Regions from separate parts of the Mus musculus genome. Here region 2 is linked to region 1. The links are chromatin loops, found by intact Hi-C in ENCODE. Cell type or tissue: left cerebral cortex. All regions are shown on one strand. Links, peaks and the distances in the headings refer to the core of each region. The heading gives the core; the rest is flanking DNA. Region 1 holds the start of Cdh11 (cadherin 11). Region 2 has its middle 98 kb from the start of Gm32728.

Evidence for each region. Peaks named below come from ENCODE experiments on the same cell type or tissue, not always from the same donor. Only the 100,000 strongest peaks of a DNase experiment are listed, where the experiment ranks them.
Region 2: it touches region 1 in a loop (8-fold over the local background); 3 of 42 quality-filtered maps call a loop at or near these places.

What each region holds. Positions count from the first base shown.
Region 1 is chr8:102,783,567-102,786,466 of GRCm38, forward strand. It overlaps Cdh11 (cadherin 11), which reads right to left and starts at 1,545. Exons shown (of 13, transcript NM_009866.5): 1 at 1,330-1,545. In left cerebral cortex, for the core only: CTCF peaks have their summits at 469 and 1,536; DNase peaks (open chromatin) are centred at 493, 891, 1,643 and 2,620; H3K4me3 peaks cover 2,500 bases; H3K27ac peaks cover 2,500 bases.
Region 2 is chr8:103,937,435-103,940,334 of GRCm38, forward strand. No RefSeq gene overlaps it. Among named protein-coding and RNA genes, the nearest start is that of Gm32728, 98 kb to the right of the region's middle. In left cerebral cortex, for the core only: no CTCF peak of the experiment used is centred there; a DNase peak (open chromatin) is centred at 1,603.

The sequences.
Region 1 (2,900 bases), core at 267-2,766:
AAAAAAAAAATGAAGGGGAGACTTTTAGACAAATCTCTACCCTCCTGCAGTGCCAGGCTTTCATTAACAAACCCACTCCCAGCCCTCAGGGACGACCCTCCGTCATGCAGAAACGGCACCGTTAAATAATTAGAAGATGCAATTTCTTCATAGCAGTGCGATAGCCCGTGAAATTCCTGCTGCATTATTAACAAAAAGCAACAGGGCTTCTTCGAACATCTAGCGAACCTTTCACCCGCTGAAGGCAGGAGTGCGGAGCCCGGGTGAAATCCGGGCCTTGGCAAGAGAGAGAATAGGAAGCCTCCTGGGTCCCACTTTCTCCGGGGACCAGGAGCGAAAAGACCCTGCCAAGGCTAGGCTGGGTTGCGAGGGGAATTGGATGCTCCCGCAGCCTCCAGCTTCCCGCTGCTCCTTGCTCTCAGCACATCCCGGCTGGGAGGCCAAGCACAGGGAGGGAGGCCGATTGTGAGGAAACAGTGGAGGCTTGGAGCGCTCCGAGAGGAGGCGCAGGCTTTCCGGGAAGGTTTGATTCTCAAAGTTAACATTGACCCTAGAAAGCTTCCTCCAGTCCAAGCCCGAGTCTAGTCTGAGTCTGAGCCGCTCACAGAGCATTCCCTGCATCACTGGGAGGTTAGGATAGGTGACTGAAGTCCCCGAAAAGGCGGGGGCTGGAGGGGCTAGCTCACACCGCAACCCCCAGCCTCTGAGCCGCAGTCCACAGCCCCCGACCCACACTATCAAAGTGCGGCCAATCCAATCGCCGCTCCCTCCCGGCCGCCGGCTATCTTCTGGGCTTCGACCGCACTCTCTACACAGGCACCGGGTCTAGGGGAGCTCTTTAGGAAGGCGCGGGAGGATCCCCTCTAGGAACCCCGCAGAGAGCGATCTTGTCTGGGGAACAGGCGCAGCGCGGGCGGGCACCGCACAGGGGTCGACTTTCCCTAGAGACATCACGGGAGCAGTCTGCGTGTCCAGAGCTCCGCTCTGCAGTTCCTTGCCCCAACCCAAAGCAATCCCCCTGTGCTGAAGCCTTGGTGCAACAGCCCCTCACCCCGGGGGGGGGGCAACAATCAAAGAACCGGGGAGCGCACATCTGGCGCCTCAAACCCCTGCTCTGCCTGCGTCCACAGCAGGCTGCCTCCCTTTTCTCTGATTTTTAACCTCACCCCCCCCCCAAAAAAAAGCCCTTCTGCTTTGCTTTACTGATCTCCATCAGCCAGCAACCTCCCCCTTCCGCAACAGTCTCTTTCAGAAGCAATTCTTTCCCCTTTCTGCCTACTCCGAGAAGCCCCATCTAGATAGGGTCTAGAGCCGAGCAGAGCGCCTCACCTGGGGCCGTTGCGGGTGGACACGACCTCCTGGCCGGCTGTCCCTGGCACGGGGCGAGCGCAGCGGTGTCAGCCCGGGCCCCGGTCCGAGTCCCATTCACAAGTCGGCGGCGGCTGCGAGCGGCCCCCGCGGCATCTGCTCCTCGGCCCGCGACGCTCCCCTCAGCTGGCGGCGGCCGCGGAATGAGCCGCGGAGCGCGCTAGTGGCAGGAATGAGAAACCGGGGGGAGGTGGCGGGCAGGCGGGCGGGTGAGGGGGGAGGAGGAGGGAGGCCGACGCTGGGAGGGAAAGGGGGGCGGAGAGGAACCGAGGCTGCTAGACGCCGAGAATTGGGCCTGGAGGAGGCGATGGATGCCTACCCTGTCGGCGCTCCTCCCCCCCTGGGGCCCCGAGAGATGCCAAACCCAGGAATAGGTGGCCTGGCCGCCCCTCCTGCCCTGGGTCGCAGCGCTCCGTCTCCTGTGGGGGCTCAGACACAGTCTGGAGCGACTGAAGTTGGGCTCCGGGGATACACAGCCAATCAGGAAGGACGACGGAGGGAAGCTGGAGAGGGCTTGAGAGCCCCCATTTTCCTCTTTTCCTGAAATCCGCTCCAGCTGGACAAGCTAGGGCCTCAACCGGCCCGCCGGAGGATGGATTGGATGGAAGGCATTGCCCAAGTAGGGGAGGCAATCCGGAATTAGGGAGCGCATTCTAGGCTTTATCAGTTAGCACTCTGAAAATATCTCCACGTTGACCACTCCTGCCCAGTGCCCTCTCCCACGAACCTTCAGCATCCCGGTATCTATCCTTTGAGAAATCCGCTTGCGGGGAAATCGGTGAAGACACTAGACAGGGGCATTCGGACTTGAGAAGAATAGAGTTTTTCCTCAATGTTGTTCTACCCTACATGCAAAGCCTTCTTTAGGGTCAGCCCCACCAGGACAGAGTCTCTAGCTTCTGTTCCAGCCAATTACAAGCAACACCCCCATCCGGCAGTTTCACTTGTTGCCTCCCAGAATGGACACCACAGAGCCCCTCAAGGCCCCAAAGAGAATGCCATTCGACCAGAGGATGGGCCTACGTGAAGAATACCCGCACCCTGACTCAGCCCCCTGTTTATATCTTTCTCACGAGAACCCAGCAAAGGATACCCCAACCTGATTCCTGTCCACTTTACAGTGTCTGGGCAGAAGAACTGGATCTTCAAAAAAAAAAAAAAAAAGCGCCAGGGACTGGGCGGGGCGGGGCGCTCTTCCTACCTAGAGCAGCGTGGGGACCCGCACCGTGACTGGGAACTAAGGATCCATGCTTCAGTGGGGACCTTGGATTAGGACAAGTTTCCAGTCTGGAAGATGTTAGAAAGAGCAGAAGTAGAGTTTCCAATGGGCGAAGGATAAAAAGGGATTTTTTGAGGAAAGTCGCGGTGGCTTGGGAGTGGCGACCTCAGGAAAAGAACAATAAAATGACAAGGGACAAAAGCTGGACTATGCAGCAGAAGCAGGAAGACCTAAAGGGGGAGTTTAACAGGAATCAGAAGTTAAAAAAAGAAAAGAGGCCACCAATGGAAGAGAGCGCCAGGACCCAAAGCGC
Region 2 (2,900 bases), core at 234-2,733, 1.2 Mb after region 1:
ACACACACACACACACTCAGCAGGAGGAAATGTACTGAGAACCAAGCCTGAGATCCCTTGATGCCTGTAGTGTGGACTGTGTGTTTTGAACCTGTGGACACCCATTTGCCACCAACTACAGAGTTCTTGGCTCATTCTTCCAAATCCTTGACCTATACATTATCTTTTCCTTCATTCCAATCATCATCATCTCTATATTATCCCCACCTCCATCTTCATCTTCTTCATCATCTTCACCACCTATCCCTCTGACTCGGGCTCTGAATGTTTAACATTTAATCATTCTTTTCCCCTCATCCATGACATCAGCAAAGCAATACCACTTTTGAGAGTGTTCTACTCACTAGGCACTGAATCAGCCACATGATGTAAGGCTGTCTATTCATTTATATCTCTAGCCCAACTAGAGCCCCTGAAACCTTCCTTGGGGCCTTCTTGGAAAGGTCATAATTTACCTCTACTGTAAATTCCCTGTGGTAGTTAGCCTCAGTCTTCAATTTGACAAGATGTGGGAGCACAGAGGAGACCAGCCCCTGGGCATGCCTGTGGGAGATAATCTAGATTAGGCTAGCCTCTGGACATGCCTGAGTGTTAGCTGAAGTTCCATGCCCATGAACTGCCCAGGCCTCCGTGTATGTCCCTGTGATGTCATGCAGCTGACATCTCCTGGAATCCATCTTCTGTCCCTTCTAAGTAATTAGCCCCATCTCTTGAGGGTAAGCCACTGTCAGCAGCATCCCAAATTAAGGTACTCAGAGGCAAGAGACTGAAAAGAAAGCCTCTACAATCATTTTAGCTGCTTACCCCAACACCATTGCAGCCATCTTTTCCTTCTATCTTTATGCCTTCTCAGCTGCCTCTAACCTCTACTCCAAGGGATGGTGATTGTACTTCCTGGAACTATCAGGGCATTGCCCTGTTTCCGATGATATATTTTCATAGCTTTCTCAAACACACTGCCCTGGTGAGGAAGACATGGTTTCACAGTGGGAATTCAGGTAGTACAAGGATGTTGGAAGGGGTGAGGATGAGGGATCCATTTGGCAGTCCCTCCCTGGTCTCTTGCATCAAAGGAGCTCAGATTCAGAGCCTGAGAAACCCAAGCCAACAAGAGTCAATGACAACAAAAAGAAAAGATAATGACTTTTTACTGGGGGGAGGGGGAGGAAGAACCACAAAGGCAGACTCGACCTGCTTATCTTGCATTCTGGCAGAACTGCAGACCACCAACTCAGACACTTCAAAAAGACCCCTGGCTGCTTCCCCAGTCCCTCCCCGGGGGGTTCCCACGGAGAGACCATCCTAATACATCTCCTCATTTTCTCCTGCACTTTTGAAGTCAACGTGTGATCTGGTTAATTAGATGTTAGTGGGGGCCAGGGGGCACTGGAATCCAAACTCAATAAATTTCATTTCTGAAAGACAAAGAGGTCAAGCACATATTAAACTTGAACACACAGGGAGCTCAGCTGGGGCATTTATTCAGCCAGACGCCTTGCCTTGCAGGTTAGACACAGAAAATGCCAGGCAGCTTTCGGATGCTGGCTGGGTGCAAAGACGGTTCCTGGAAGGATGCCCATCTTGAGTTGTGGGAGAAGAGGGGGTGAGGCAAGCCATTGAAATGTTTGCAACATAAATAGCTTGGTCCCCACAGTCAGAAATTTGAAATTTCTGCCAATATCCGACTCCTTTCATGAGACTAGCCGGGTAAACAGACTGGCTCTTCATTTCACCTCCTGCTGGAATCAAATCCAGCAATTCGACTCTCTCTGGGGGAGCTGGCAATGGCAAGGGCCTCCTGCAAGCCCCTTGGAGCTGCTGGACAGAGTTACTTCTCACCTCTATTCTCCCTAACCTTATCACAGAGCCACAGCCCCAGGCTGGCAACTTCTTTCACCCTTCCTTTTAACCTCCCTATTTCTTTGACCTTAGCCTTGAAGAGTATGCACACATCACACCACCCCAGCTTCAGGTTATTGACTCCATAGTTTTAAGAAAACCAAATACACCAGATAGACACGTTATAAGAGACAATGGGGGAGTTGAATGAGAATGCCCCCATGGGCTCATATCGTCTGCAGTTGGCAGAACTCTTTGGGAAGGATTAGGAGGTATGAACTTGTTCAAGGAGATGTGTCACCGGAGACTGGCTTTGAGATTCTGAAAGTTCATGCCACCATGCCATTCCAAGATGATTTCCTTGCCTCCTACTTGAGGATAAGATATAGTCTTCCAGCACTGCTCCAGCACCATGTAGCCTGCTGGCACTCTTGATGACCATGAACTCCAACTCTCTGGAGCCAGAAGCCTTAATAAACATTTTCTTTTACAATTTGCCTTGGTTATACCTTCTTATCACAGCAATGGAAAAGAAAAGAAGACAGAGACCTTGTCAGCTAGAGCTAAGCCTCACGTAGGTATGGAACCCAATAGTCTAAGGTTAAAGTTTGGTGGCTTTACATCTCAGCCTCTGGGTCCTTTAAAAAGGACTTTCTGGTTTCAGCAGCTGAGTAAACACAGCCTATTTAATGTTTCCTATGAATTCACCTAATGTTTGGTCAACCTCAAGACATGGGTAGCTTTTTTTTTTTTGTCAAGTCCCTATCCAAATACATCATCATAGTTGTCGTCATCATCATCAAAACAAAAACTCAGGGCTCAAAGCTGAGTTTGATTGTTGCTGCTCGCTGGTATTTTGTTTTATATGGAGATGGGGGGTAGGGGGTAGTGCAGGGTGTGTTTGTGTAGAGTCCAAAAGTTGGCCTGGGGTATCATTCCTCAGGAGCTGTCCATCTTGGGGCCTGGGGTTCACTGTCTAGGCTAGACAAACTACCCAGCCAGCACCAAAGAATCTTCCTGTCTCTGCCTACCCAGTGCTTGGACTATAACCACCCTCTACT